2 separate regions of the Homo sapiens genome follow, and region 1 is linked to region 2. A link is an interaction called in ENCODE POLR2A ChIA-PET data of the cell type or tissue named here. Cell type or tissue: MCF 10A. All regions are shown on one strand. Links, peaks and the distances in the headings refer to the core of each region. The heading gives the core; the rest is flanking DNA. Region 1 overlaps CPNE8 (copine 8). Region 2 overlaps CPNE8 (copine 8).

Region 1 (7,847 bases), core at 1,882-6,881, 57 kb before region 2:
CTTGTGCTACTTAATTTGACTGAAACATTTACTGTGCTTCCTATGACTCATCGGCTCCTCTCTTTAGATCATCCCATTATTATTTAGCATTATACCCACTCAGCAGTGTGTTTTCTCATGCTGTGAGATTGTATCCAATTTTCTGTGATGCTGTCAAAGAGTCGTATGTCTTCTATCTTTAGGGATCTCAGTGATGGATTCGGCAAAGCCTTCCGAAATGCAAGAATCAGCACCGGTTTAAGAAAGATTGCCATTCTCTCCTCTGGGAGGAAAATATTTATTATGTTCCTCAAGTAATAGGCCTATTTGTTCCTGTTACTCTCAGCCAGGCATGAGTGGTTCCATATAAAAGGATCAGGGAAAAAGGCAGGCACTGGTAATAATTAGAAACTAGATTCTTACTCCAGGGAGAAGCAGGATACAATGGGAAGAAGCAGTACCAGCAGTAATGGTACCAGCAGCTGTTTTGACTAAAGGACGTTTAGGAGGGCAAAGGCTATGTTTTTTGTAGGCTGGCAAAAGCACTTTGTGATCTAGGCAGTTGGTAGTGGGTGGAGAATTAAGGGAAGGTTCGTAGATGGATGATTGTGTCCTAACAGGTGAAGAGGACAGGGACAGGGACTCAGAGGCAAGTGATAATTGAAAAACCAGCTTGTAATTGTCTGATAGATGTGGGGATCTCAATTGTGACTTAGGGTTCAAGGACAGAGACAGACAGGTGCTGAAGTACAACAAGATGAAAGCAGGGAGAGGAACAGAGCAGAAAGGAAGCTTCAGAATAAGGAAGAAGACTAAAATAGAAGAATAGTGTTTGAGGGGACTTGAGGCAGAGACTTACAGGGTTGGCTTGAAGATTTGACACAGATGTGGACTTATCCTGAAAGTTAGGCTTTGACTGTGAATGCACTTAGAGATCAAATGTCTGTGAGAAGGAAGAGGAGGAAGAGGGATAGGAGAATGCATAGTCATAAAAGTGGGAAACATACAAACTCACCATAAAACAGGGCATGTTTTTAGCATGCAGCTTTTTGCCTGTAAAAATGTAATCAACTTTGGGGGAAATTTTGAGGCTCAAAGTAATCTTTATTAATTAAATTGATATTGTTATGCTCTCTAATTTACTTCAGTGGGAAGAATATTGGGCTGGACTCAGAAGATGGTGTTTTTAGTCCTATCTCTGCTACTAACTTGCTATTGCAATATTAGGCCGTTTTTACATCTATACTTTTTTTTATGTCTATGGGTCACATTTGTAATAAGAATTTGCTGTAGAGCTAAATAAACAGCCACTGTAATGAAGTTGATAGTACATGAGCTTTGGGAGCAGTCAGACCTGGGTGTTACAATTGATTAGGTATGTAATTTGAGCAAAGTGCATCAAATTCCTGAGACCCAGCTTCCTCATCTGAAATATCTGAATAACACTCATTTAAGAGTATTATTGTAAGTAACATCAATACTTTATACAACTGATTTGTGATGGAGCACATTAGAATTTAATAAACACTCATTGTTTTTATTAAAAATAGCCAGTATCTTTCCTTCCTTCCTTCATGTTTATTTTTCTTAGAGACGTGTTTAGCTAGGAATTCAGCAAGTTTAAGGAAAGGACCGTGTTAAACCAAACTTGATTACACTTATGTAAAGTGGTAAGTATTATCCAAATATAAATATTAAAAACTATTTGTCTGTTTTCAGTATGTAGCTGAACTATCAAATAGGGGAACTGAGTTAGATTTCTTCTTTTCATTAGTTTGGGTTTTATAAGATAGTTTTGGAAATATCCCAAATTTCCCATGTTAACATGTAATTACAAAAAATAATCCAGGGTTCAGTGTCAATTAAGAATAAAATATTTTTTTATTTGCAAAGACTACACAGATGTGTATACATGTTTGTAATCTTCACATGACTCAACACATTAAAAATAAAACCACTGATTGCCTTTCAGATAGATATTAGATACTTCACCAGCCTAGAGTAGAGCTTTAATCTACTTCTGGGAAAGCCTCTCGAAAAATGGTATATTCTTTTTAAAGGCCAAAGATAGAAGGAATTTTAGTACATTTACTCATGTTATTATACACAAGCTTCTGAGGTTTACATATAATCGAAGTTTAATCAAAATGTTGAGTTGAACCACTTTCTTGCATTCATTTTCGAATGTGAGTGAGCTCATTCTCTGGAATGATCTCCAGGGAGGTAAATTGCTTACTCTAAATAGGCAGATTATGTGTATCTGCAGATTCCCATGATTCTCTGCTCTACTCAGATATTCCAGTAGTGACAACTAAAGTCATACAGATGAAGAACTCTTCTGGATGGAAAGGATTGTAAAGGATATGACCAGTCATGAGAGATATAGGTAAAATGAATGAGTTTTTTACAAAATAGCCTTTAATGTCATTGTCAGAGACAAGCCTCAGAATGATTGGTTGGTTGTTCTGACTTGGTGTGACATGTGTCTTGTTCCTATGAGACTTGTGTGCAAATAAGCCCTTTGGGCATCCCAGTTTAGGAAAGAAAAACAAAAGGAAAAATTATTTTACGAATGGTAACTTTATAGAGCAAATAATTTACTGACAGATTCTGGTAGATAGAATCTGAGTATAATAGAGGTTTTAGGGATTGTGTTTTTTAAAAATAATATATTCAACAAATCTTTACTAGGAATTGATTATGGATCAGAAACTGTTAGGTACTAAGTATACAATGATGAATATGCAAAGTTGTTCCTGTCTTTATTGGTTTTTACCATTTATTCATTAAATGAATAATCATGCAACTAAGTATAATTGCATATTGATACAGGCCCTATGAAAATTAGAATATTAGCTTAACCTACAATATGTAGGTCATTTTTAGTATTTTAAACTTTATCATAAATGCAATGGGAAAATTTACGATTTTTTTCAAAGAGGATCATTGACTTCTGTGTAGAGGATGGTTGTATGTGGTTAACAGATAGTTGTTTGGGTTAGGAAGATGAGGAAAAATGGACAGATGAAAAATATGTTCTGAAGGTTGATTTCACAAGGATTGGTGAAAGGTTGATGGTCTAGGTTGAAGAAGATTTCAAGGACCTTCAGGTTTCTTTCATGAGACAGTGGATGTAAGGAGGATGTATGCTAACAAAAGGAAGATCATCCATTTTTGAGGTTGCCATACAGATTGGTGAGCTTTAGTAGTAGATGGGACATTCTGTCCATGTGTTTTAGGTGCCAGTATTCACCCAGAGTTTCAACATTTGCAAGATATTTTTGTTTATATTTGCCTAACCTCATTGGGTTGGATTGAAAACCTGTTGGAAACATTATAACTGAAGGAAACAAGTGATAAGACATGATCTATATTATTTTGGAGGGTGAGTTCTAATAGTATTACCTTTATAGATTCAGCGAACATTCTCAGTTTCACTCAAATAAAGCTAATAAACAGGTTAGTTTTATTTGATACTTCACCAGCCTATAAAACTAATAAAGCTTGTTTATTAGTTTTATTTGGGTGACACTAAGAATGTTCTTAGTTTTCTAAATAAAACTAATTTATTCAGATGAGTTTCTATTTTTCTTTTCTTTCTTTCTTTTTTTTTTCTGAGATGAAGTCTCACTGTGTTGCCCAGGCTGGAGTAGAGTGGCACAATCTCGGCTCACTGCAACTTCTGCCTCCCGGGTTCAAGCAATTCTCCTGCCTCAGCCTCCTGAGTAGCCAGGATTATAGGTGCACATCACCACGCCCGGCTAATTTTTGTATTTTTAGTAGAGATGGGGTTTCACCATGTTGGCGAGGCTGATCTTGAACTCCTGATCTTGTGATCCCCCCATCTTCGCCTCCCAAAGTGCTGGGATTACAGGAGTGAGCCACCACGCCCTGCCAATTCAGTTTAGTTTCCAAATGGTTGCTTTTTGTATAGGAAGTGTTTAGAAGTTATATTGTGATAAAATCTTTCAGAGAAACTACAGTTTCCTCTACAGTGAAATTTATTGCTCCTTTCTTCTTTTTTTTCCTCTTGTGTATGGCATAGTTTGATGATTCTAGGATTCAAAATGCAGGCTAAGAATATTAGTTCTGTAGTTAAACAAACTAATAGGTGAGGAAAGACCTTTATGGACCAACCTTGGAACATAAGCATCACACTTATCTTGGTCTGAGTTATAACGCACTGATAAAATGAGTGTTTGGAAGGAACATTTGGGAATTATCTCTGCTCTTTTTTTTTTTTTTTTTTTTTTTGAGACGGAGTCTTGCTCTGTCACCCAGGCTAGAGTGCAGTGGTGTGATCTTGGCTCACTGCAAGGTCCGCCTCCCGGGTTCACACCATTCTCCTGCGTCAGCCTCCCGAGTAGCTGGGACTACAGGCGCCCGCCATCACGCCCGGCTAATTTTTTGTATTTTTAGTAGAGACAGGGTTTCACCATGTTAGCCAGGATGGTCTCGATCTCCTGACCTTGTGATCCGCCTGCCTCGGCCTCCCAAAGTGCTGCAATTACAGACGTGAGCCACCGCGCCCGGCCCTATCTCTGCTGTTATACTTATTCTCAGGTGGATGTTAGTTATCAAAGCAAATAAAAGGGAGCTGTGAATTGTTATTTTAAGTAATACCAGTGGCTAACTTGATTGCATTATAATAAGTCAGTTATGGCTAGCCATATGCAGAAAACTGAAACTGGATCCCTTCCTTATGCCTTATACAAAAATTAACTCAAGATGGATTAAAGACTTAAATGTAAAACCTAAAACCATAAAAACCCTAGAATAAAACCTAGACAATACGATTCAGGACATAGGCATGGGCAAAGACTTCATGACTAAAACACCAAAAGCAATTGCAACAAATGTCAAAATTGACAAATGGGATCTAATTAAATTAAAGAGCTTCTGCACAGCAAAATAAACTATCATTAGGGTGTACAGGCAACCCACAGAATGGGAAAAATTTTTTGAAATGTATCAATCTGACAAAGATCTGAAATCCAGAATCTTTAAGGAATTTAAACAAATTTACAAGAAAAAATCAAACAACCCTATCAAAAAGTGGGCAAAGTATGTGAACAGACACTTCTCAAAAGAAGACACTTATGCGGCCAACAAACATATGAAAAAAAGCTCATCAACACTGGTCATTAGAGAAATGCAAATCAAAACCACAGTGAGATACCATCTCATGCCAGTTAGAATGGCAATCATTAAAAAGTCAGGAAACAACAGATGTTGGAGAGAATGTGGAGAAATAGGAATGCTTTTACACTGTTGGTGGGAGTGTAAATTAGTTCAACCATTGTGGAAGACAGTGTGGGGATTCCTAAAAGATCTAGAACCAGGAATACCATTTGACCCAGCAATCCCATTACTGAATATATACCCAAAGGATTATAAATCATTCTACTATAAAGACACATGCACACATATGTTTATTGCAGCACTGTTCACAATAGCCAAGACCTGGAACCAACCGAAATGCCCATCAATGATAGACTGGTTAAAGAAGATATGGCACATATACACCATAGAATACTGTGCAGACATAAAAAAGGATGAGTTTATGTCCTTTGCAGGGACATGGATGAAGCTGGAAACCATTCTCAGCAAAGTAACACAGGAACAGAAAACCGAACACTACATGTTCTCATTCATAAGAGGGAGTTGAACAATGAGAACACGTGGACACAGGGAGGGGAACATCACACACCAGCACCTGTCATGGGGTGGGGGACCAGGGGAGGGAGAGCATTAGGAAAAACACCTAATGCATGTGGGGCTTAAAACCTAGATGATGGTTGATGGGTGGCAGCAAACCACCGTGTAACAAACCTGCACTTTCTGCACATGCATCCCAGAACTGAAAGTATAATTAAAAAAAAAATCAGTTACTATTCTACTGGCTTTGCATCTATTGACTCCTCTAACCTTCATAGCACTATTACGAGCTAGACAAGTACTGTTATTATACCCATTTCATCAGAGGGAGAAACTGAGACAAGATTCTGAAAAAACTAAGTTCAAATACAGGGTGTTTGGCTTTCATGCCTGCATGCTTAACCACAGCATTATATTGCCTTCAAAAAAATGAATAAATTGGCCAGGCGCAGTGGCTCACGCCCGTAATCCCAGCACTTTGGGAGGCCAAGGCAGGAGGATCACGAGGTCAGGAGATCGAGACCATCCTGGCTAACACAGTGAAACCCTGTCTCTACTAAAAATACGAAAAATTAGCCGGGCGTAGCGGTGGGTGCCTGTAGTCCCAGCTACTCGGGAGGCTGAGGCAGGAGAATGGCATGAACCCAGGAGGCGGAGCTTGCAGTGAGCTGAGATCGAACCACTGCACTCCAGCCTGGGAGACAGAGCGAGACTTTGTCTCTCACAAAAAAAAAAAAAAAAAAAAAAAGAATAAATTAATGTGTAACTTTAAACGAAATTTAAAAATTTGGTATCACTTTAGTAATACAGAATCATTTACTGAAGAGTCAAGAATATCTCTAGATGCAAGAAGAGCTCCCAGGGAACACCCATTCTGATTTAGGTCATTTCAAGGATGAGGTTCCTTCCTGGTGTCTGTTACCCATGCAACTCTTCCTCAAGCACAGTCCAGTGGCCCACCTTTATCTGAGATAAACAGGGCTCAACTATTTTCCAGAACAGAGCCAAGACAGTCTAAATATAGGAAGGCAATTGGAAGGATTAAAAAATAAATTCATTTTTAGTTTTGGAAATAAGTACTTCTGTTTTTTTCCCCTTATTTGGAAAATCATTGTTTTGAATTGACAATGTGGTAACAAGAAAACTTCACAGTGTTGTCATCGTACCTGGTCATTTTTTCTATTTGATAATTCAGGATGATTTGCCCAGTCTCTAACTCTACAGAGTTTTCTAGGGCTTTCTATCCTTTCAAAAGTTCCTGTTTAATTGGCTCACATATTCCCTGGAGAAAGGGAAGGGGAGAGATTAGACATACTGTTAGTGTTTGTATTCATTCATTCGTTTATTTAAAAAGCTTTTGAGTATTTAGCCTTGATTGGGCTGTGGCATCATTTTAGGTCCAGGTAGACTCAGTGCATCAGGCTGCCCTGAGAACAAATGCCAGTAAGTAAAAATTTCCAATAATCTTGACATTTCACTGTTTTCTTTGATAACAACAATAGTGATTGGACCCTCCCAGTAATTGTGGAGATAGATCAACTGGCTCTCAATTCTTTCACAGTTTGAGGTAACTCTGATGAAAGATTCTAAACATGGACAGCAGTTTAGTAAGTGGACATTCACAAATACAGCTACATTCCAGTATATATTTTTAATCATTAGCAGGAATTTATTTCAATTTTTAAAATAAATATACAATTTCTGGCTAACTGTGAATTGTTAGTTTTTCTGGTATTAGAGTGATGGTTCTTTCTCCCCTTTCTTTCATACTATTTTTGTTTGTTTTAAATTACCAATTTTTCTTTCTTAAGCAGGTCTGCTAAACAACAACAAAACAAAGAACCTTCAATAGTTGCTCCTGTTAGGTTTTTATTAATTCTCCTGTATACTATGACACAGGGAGTCCACAGCATGCTGGATCAAAGAACCTGAACAAACTTCTAAAACTCAATCAAGAGGCTGAATACCTTCCCCCATTTCTTTCTTTATAGAACAATTGTAAAGAGACTTCAAAAGAAAACATTATATTCTTTGTATTGTAGAGACCTGTTGTGCCTTGTAAATAGTAAGAGTTCAATAAATGTTTATTGCACTGAATTTTCCAGGATAATAGTCACATTTATATGTTTCCTCTTTTTCTCTTGATTATTTTAAGTATCTCTCCTGCACATTATAACTTTGCACTTGTTTCCCAAGACTTAGGAATTTTA
Region 2 (7,847 bases), core at 1,449-6,448:
TCAAGAATGATTCTGAATTTCTTGAATGAAAATGTTCTTATGAACTACTTGCTCCCTGGATTTTCTATTTTTATTCTTATTAGTTTTCTTCATAAAGATTAGTTGTACAATTGTAAAATTTCACTTTATCACACATCTAATGCTCCTGGTGATACTTTTATTAAAAAATGTATTATGCTTGTAAAAATGATGTTCACGGCCAGGCGCGGTGGCTCACGCCTGTAATCCCAGCACTGTAGGAGGCCGAGGCAGGCGGATCACGAGGTCAAGAGATCGAGACCATCCTGGTCAACATGGTGAAACCCTGTCTCTACTAAAAATACAAAAAATTAGCTGGGCGTGGTGGCAGGTGCCAGTAATGCCAGCTACTTGGGAGGCTGAGGCAGGAGAATTGCTTGAACCTGGGAGGCGGAGGTTGCAGTGAGCCAAGATCGTGCCATTGCACTCTAGCCTGGGCAAAAAGAGTGAAACTCCATCTTAAAAAAAAAAAATAAAAAAAGATGTTCACTCATTAAATAAAATCTAAATATTAAGAAAAATACAACTAATCCAAAAATGTCAACTAATTTGAAAAAACTATTTTTAAAAGTTGGTGAATCTCATTTCAGAAAACTTTTCATTTATATTTACACACAGAAACCTAGTTTGCCAGCTCGATCCAGATATTTTATGTATGTGTACGCACACATAGGCTTTGTTGTATTTTGAGTGTATACAGATGCTTTTACGCCTCACTTTTTGTCTCCATTTTTAACTGCAAAGATTCTAGCTTTATTTTAAATATTTTTTTAATATGGGACTATTTCAAAAATTGCCTAATACCTAGTGTATTTGTGGCTTATTTCGTAAGAAAGACAAAAACTTAATTTCTACTGGAAGTATTAATTAAAAGCCTTCATACTTATGATCTTATACTCATGTTCTTGCTTTGACATTTATTTAGTAGCGTGATATTTATATATGATTGGGTAATAATTTTCCTTTGGAATAGCTATTTTTGGTAAATGGCCTCACTTAAAGTATCTTAATACCAGTTATTCAATAAAAATATATTTTTATAATACTATTTGTAACACACACATTATATTTATATAGAAATATTTCTGAATGTTAGGCAAAGCTACATTGGACTCCTGGCAGAATTTTTATGAGTTACACCAGCACTGGAATTCTTACCAGTGAGGTTTTCCTATATATATGATATCTAATACATTAGAAATGAGAATGATTAATAGGCAATAAATGACTGCCTGCCTCATAAATATCTCAGTAAGAAGGACATGCCTTCCCTCAGAGGAAATGTTTCAAGTGTCAAAAGTATTTAATTACTGCAGCTGGTGACACTAGGAATATAAGAGAAATTTTGATTTAACCATAAGCAAAGAGGCCAAAAAGTCAGTAGACAGTTGAACATGTTGGTCTGAAGATGGTCAGTTGGTCTCTCAGTCTAGTCTCTCTCTCTGTCTCTCTTTTTCTCTCTCTCTCTCTCTCTTCCTGTCATCTATCTAGATATCATCTATTTAGCTATCTGTATCTATCACCATACCAAAGACTTGCTATATATTAGAATATGATACAAGAGAAGAAATTCCCTTTGCAGATCTTTAAGAATGTATTTTATTTTTATGAATGTATCTTAATGAATATATTGTTTCTGAAACAAACCAACATACAGCTCTGCCTTCCCTCTGTAATTTGTTTTCTATGACTTTTTCTTTTTTTTTTTTTTTTTTTTTTTGAGACGGAGTCTCGCTCTGTCGCCCAGGCTGGAGTGCAGTGGCGGGATCTCGGCTCACTGCAAGCTCCGCCTCCCGGGTTCACGCCATTCTCCTGCCTCAGCCTCCCAAGTAGCTGGGACTACAGGCGCCCGCCACTACGCCCGGCTAATTTTTTGTATTTTTAGTAGAGACGGGGTTTCACCGTTTTAGCCGGGATGGTCTCGATCTCCTGACCTCGTGATCCGCCCGCCTCGGCCTCCCAAAGTGCTGGGATTACAGGCGTGAGCTACTGCGCCCGGCCTATGACTTTTTCTTAAAAATTTTTTGGTACCTTTGCCTTTTCTCTGTGTTCTGAGCCCCTACAGCCCTCCCCTAACTTGCCCTATCCACTTTGATTTTCTTCTTCTGCTTTAGACATCTTCATTACCCTTCAAGAGTCTTCTCTGTCTGCCCCTCTGTCTTACTTGTAATGCCTTTTCCCCCATTGACTCCTAAATTGCTTCAGGTGAGTCAGCTCTGAGAACATTTGACCATAGATACATTTTCCTGGGCTCTGTCAATTTAATGACACGAGTTTCCTTAGATGAGTGAGGATACTGCCTGGAAGGAGAAGGCACGGATGCCGTTAAGTCTTGTAATAAAAACTTGATCCTTTCATAAAGTATTATGTTTCTATCTTATCTCTTAATAGAAACAAATCCCTCTTATTTGAGAGTAGGAAAATGAACTTGAGGACTTATCAAAGGGGGGATATTTCATCATGGGGGTTAGGGGCAGTATATTCACTATGGTATTTATTAATATTTTCATGTGTCATTACTGTTAGATAATTGCATTTGAAACACTTTATGACTAAGGTCTTGATGAAGTTTTATGTATTGTTTCAGTGAAGATCACTTTGAATGCTTCTAGCTCAGAAACTGCTGCATAAATTCACATGAAGGAAGAACATTTCCAGGAGCTGATTGATGTCTTAAGATTGAATAGTTTTGTGGAAATGACACTGGAATTTGAATCAGAAAACCGAGCTTAAGGCTTCATGAATTCTGCCCCATATTGTGAATTGCTGTCTTTCTTCCCTTAGGAATTCTTTAGATATATAGAACCAATAGTTTAGATAAAGAAAGAACCCACACACTAAATGGTCTTTCTATAGATTCATGACGTGATGTTAAACTTAAATGGGCCCTTGGGGCTCCCGAGGAATTCTACTCCTTTTTTCCTAATCTATGAACATTTTCTTTATCCCAGACACTTTATCACTTATGTCTCATCCTCCTTCTTTGCTCATTGTCATGCATCCTCTTTCATAAGAAAATGGTGGCAATTGGAGAGCTTCCTCATGATCCCACCACATCAACCCATTTACTCTGCCTTCCTGAATGTTCTTGCAGAATGACTGTCTGGCCTCTCAAGGGCAGCTCCTCCACTGATGCTCAGGATCCCATCTACTCTCACCTGCTTAAAAGACATTGCTCCCGGCTGGGCACAGTGGCTCACGCCTGTAATCCCAGCACTTTGAGAGGGCGGGGCAGGTGGATCATGAGGTCAGGAGTTCAAGACGAGCTGGGCCAAGATGGTGCAACATCGTCTCTACTAAAAATACAAAAATTAGTTGGGTGCAGTGGCAGGCGCCTGTAATCCCAGCTACTCGGAAAGCTGAGGCAGGAGGATTGCATGAACCCGGGCGGCAGAGGTTGCAGTGAGCCAAGATCACGCCGCTGCACTCCAGCCTGGGCGACAGAGACTCCGTCTCAAAAACAAATAAACAAACAAAACAAAAACATTGCTCCCACCTTTCTCTCATGCATCAGAAGTGGCTTCCTTTCTGCCAGATCTTTTCCTTTACCAGACAACCTTGCTGTTATTTCTTCCATCTTGAAAACAAAAATTAAAAGTAAAAACAAGAACACCAAAAACCTTTCCTGTGATTAATCCTTTCTTTTCCCTTAAATTAGCCTAACTTTTTTCTTTTTCTTCACAGCTAGACTAAAAGTTCACACACTGTGCCTCAGTTTCTCTTCTCTTTCTTAAACCCACTGTAAAACCAGGTTTTTCTTCTCAACACTCCAACAAAGCTGTTCTTCTCAAAGTTGCTGGTGATCCTCATATTCTTAGGGACCTATGGATATTTTTCACTCCATCAGCATGTCACCACAATTTTTACAGAGATTGTTTACAAAACAACTTTAGGATTTATTGAATTTTCAGATTGTTTTTGGTAAATTTATTGCAAAGTAGGTTATGGTGAGGTGATCTTTCAGGTTTTAAAATCACGTATCTCTTTCCATGAAGTGATGTAGCAGCAACAGCGGAACTGACTATTCTGAACAAAAAGTAAGCAGAGGAATGGCTACTAAAACAATAGATCAATTAAAATAGTCAAAGCATGCAAATAACTGAAAACTCTTTCTTTATAGTTTTACAATTTGTCACAAGACAGAAGTTGTCAAAAACACTCTAAATCCAGTATGGCAAGCATTCAAGATCTCAGTCAGAGCATTATGTAATGGAGACTATGACAGGTAAGAAGGATAGTTTATTCAAAAATCTTCAAATAACTTTTAAAAAAATCTACAGTGATTTGAGGAAGTGGGATAAGTTGGCTAATTAAAATTTGGTTAAACTTATTTTCCAAAAATGAAAATATTTAAATGCTAAAATACGTTGCATATTTGCTTTAAATTTTAATTTATTATTCAAAAGTTATTTCAGAATCTTCATTGCCCTAAGCCTTTTCTATGGTACAGTCCTTCTAGAGTGGAACAAGTAGAAACACGAAAGTTGCAACACTATGCTTAGACATATTGTCAACCCTGAAATACTCTTGAAAATGTTATTTGGCATAACTCATGGTTGCTGATTCACAAAAGTTCCATAGTTATAGCACAGGAGATTTTAATGTTTCACAATTAGCTGGGTAAGGTGGTCCTGAGGATTTTCCCACAATATACCTGAAGATTTCTTAATATCAAAGTTTTTTTCTTATGAAACTTTATTGTATGATTATAATATAAAAACCCCATCCATCCCAAAAGAAAAGCAAATGAAAAGTAAAAATCTCAATCTTCATTTTGTTACATATGATAGAAAAATAGTTTAATTAACCCATATCATAGAACTATTATTAAGTTTTCTTTGAAATTTATCATGCCACTTGACTATCATTCTTTTCATTTAATAAGATCATATCTTTATTTTGCTGGACTCATTTTTTCCTAAGAAAGTTCTTAGAAAAGTTCCTAAGAAAGTCATAATGTTCTTCCTGATTAGCAGCATCAGTCAGCATCACCTGGTGATCTCATAGAAATTCAAATTATGTGGCCCCAATCCAGACCTGCTTAATCAGAAACTCCAGGAGAGAGGTCCAATAATCCATGTTTTGACAAGTGCTCCATATGATTCTGATCTTTGCTGAGTTTGAGAAACACTGCTCCAAGACAGTAATTTTCAAGAGCGGAGAAGTGGGTGCATACCATCCCTTTGAGGAGCTCTGTCAAACTGCACATGCTTCCCCTGTAGACTCTCCTTACTCTCTTTAAGGAATCAATGAAGATTTTAGAAGCCTCTTTTAAGATGCGAATTGGATTATAGTAATGAAATTAGCAAAATTAACTTCAAATTCATATGTAAAATCTGCAAGCATACATTGTTTTATCTAAGAAAAACAACTTATTTTTAAATTCTCAACCATACATTATTTTGATCTTACTAAGTAACTTTATGTGTATGTTTTTCTCATGTACAGAACAATCAAAGTAGAGGTGTATGACTGGGACCGAGATGGAAGGTAAGACAGTTCTTATCTTCTTACTCTTGAACTGGGTGTACTTTAAGAGGCACATACATTGAAATGACCACATTTTTAAATTGTAATTTTTAGATGGCATATTTGTTTTGTTTTTCCAAATGTTACTGATGCATTTACATGAAATTTTAAAATGAGCATATTTTCTCCAACCTCGAGATGAAAATAGAGGTTTTTCTTATTTCCAGTAACTTAGTAAAGATTTTCAACTTGAATCTGATGATTATAGATGTCTAGTTTTATAGCTGTAGTGAGTATCAAATTTCTGCATTTCAAAATTTCTCTGAACATTTTTATGACATTGATATCCCATACTTTTCAAGGGAACACAAGTAAGCTTTGCATTCACCAGCCAACTCTGCCTATATACACACACATATATATATATATATACACACCATACAACAAAACTCGAGAATTGTGTCTGGTCATTGCCAGACCAAATAGTTGTTCAGAGCTCTGCAATCACTGTAGTCCTCTGCATATCAAAGTAGATATTAAAGACTAAAAGAGAGGAAACTCATTTTTTTCTTTTTTAAGCATATTTTGTTTCTACTGTCATCTTCGTAGGATGATGATGAGATGTTTGTAAAATGATCTTAAGCCAAGGACCCAGAAATGCTCAAATCCCATTTTGCCCTAGACTGCTGCCTCTCTAGGTGCTCCCTGAAAGGGCTGAATATGTGGGTATCAAAGGAGAATGATAAATGGGAAAGCAAAGGTTACTTTTAATTTTTCAGTCGATGTGTGTCCTAAACTCAAATCCATAGCTCACTGATAAATGGAGCTGAAACATGAGGTTAAAGCTAAATAATGCTTTTCTCTCTGCATTGTGTACAAGCCAGAAACCAACCCCCAAAGGGATGAAAGTGCCTGGATACCTGAACACTCCTGTGAATACAGGAACAAGTTCAAGAAGGCTGGCCTGTGCTGAGGGGGCACCCTCTTCTCTTCCCTTCTGCTGCATTGGCAGAAAGTTGCTCAGTTGCAGAGCCACATGCCAGCATGTGTATGACACTTGCCCATATGCTTACTCACACACACTGTGCAATAAGTGTCCTGGAATTTGATGCAAATAGTATTTTTTTTTTCTTTCAAGAAGTGATAAGAAAAGATGGGGAGGGAAGTGGAGATTATTATTCTACACTTTAGCTGCTACCAAATAAGTATATAAGACTCAAATATTTCAGTCTTTAAGTTGTATCACAAACATTATTATGAAAAAGAGTTATAACACTGATTTGAAGTTTGCTCTTAGAGATAACTTCATAATAATCCATGCTATGCTACTGATCTTTACGTTTCTGCCAGGTATTCATTTGGTTAATGTATTATTTAGTTCTATGTGCATTCTGGAGAAATCTTATCAGAAAACTTTCTATTTTTCCATAGGGATTTATGCTCCATTGCTTTATTAAACTTGATTCACTGAGATAATGAGTTTTGCTGCTCAGAATAATAGAAAAGGAAATAATGCCAATCTGAGTAAAGGACTTTATGCCCTGTATTATATACCCTATTTTATATTTTAATTGTGAATAGGCAAAAGTGGTGGCTTTTCCCTAGTAATTTTTAACCCATTTCCCATTTAGAAACAAAAAGTGCAGCTCACTGCCAGAGCTCCTTTAATTTTGCAAAACACGATACTTGAGGCTGAAGCAAATCTGACTGATTTTCAGTGTGAAAATATAAAAACTGTTTTTGGAGTTATTTCTAAATAGAACTTGTCTCTAATCCTAATGTAACAGAAATGTATGTGATATTACATTAGAATTAGAGACAAGAGTATTTTTGGGCACATGAGAAATGGTTTAAAAGTTTGGGAAATGGTTTTAATTTAACCACTAATAAACAAGGGGTATAAATTTAGGTTTCATCCACATCCATAGACGTTCAATCCTAAATTTGCTGAAATTATAGATATTGTATTGTCTTCCTTCAAATGATGAGTTTCTGTGACTCTCCTATTGTCTCCAATCTATTTCTGAGCCACAAGAATTTTGAATAGCTTTGAAGATCAGAATTACCTTGGAATTTAATTATCTTTTTTCCTGACTTGAGCATTTTGAGCATTCCTATTCAGGATATGATTTATTGAAAGTTTCTAACATACCAGGTATTCTCTAAGCATTTTTAATGTTATTCCTTATTTAATTTTCACAATAAATGATAGGTACTACATTAGTTACCTTTCACAGATAAAGAAACTGAGGCAAAGAAGTAACTTGCCTAAAGTCGCAAAACTAATCAATGGTGGAACCAGGGCTTGAACCCTGGCAGTTCACTTCCAATAGTATATTCATAACTATTGCACTGTCTTT

Evidence for each region. ChIA-PET counts read pairs that join two places held together with the same protein. Peaks named below come from ENCODE experiments on the same cell type or tissue, not always from the same donor. Only the 100,000 strongest peaks of a DNase experiment are listed, where the experiment ranks them.
Region 1: POLR2A ChIA-PET joins it to region 2 with 5 read pairs; 3 of 35 experiments call an interaction of 5 or more read pairs at or near these places.

Annotation. Positions count from the first base shown.
Region 1 is chr12:38,816,153-38,823,999 of GRCh38, reverse strand. All of the region lies in intron 6 of CPNE8 (copine 8), which reads left to right. Among named protein-coding and RNA genes, the nearest start is that of CPNE8, 86 kb to the left of the region's middle. In MCF 10A, for the core only: no CTCF peak of the experiment used is centred there; no DNase peak of the experiment used is centred there.
Region 2 is chr12:38,758,508-38,766,354 of GRCh38, reverse strand. CPNE8 (copine 8) reads left to right here. Exons shown (of 20, transcript NM_153634.3): 9 at 4,139-4,243; 10 at 5,467-5,508. Among named protein-coding and RNA genes, the nearest start is that of CPNE8, 140 kb to the left of the region's middle. In MCF 10A, for the core only: no CTCF peak of the experiment used is centred there; a DNase peak (open chromatin) is centred at 4,514.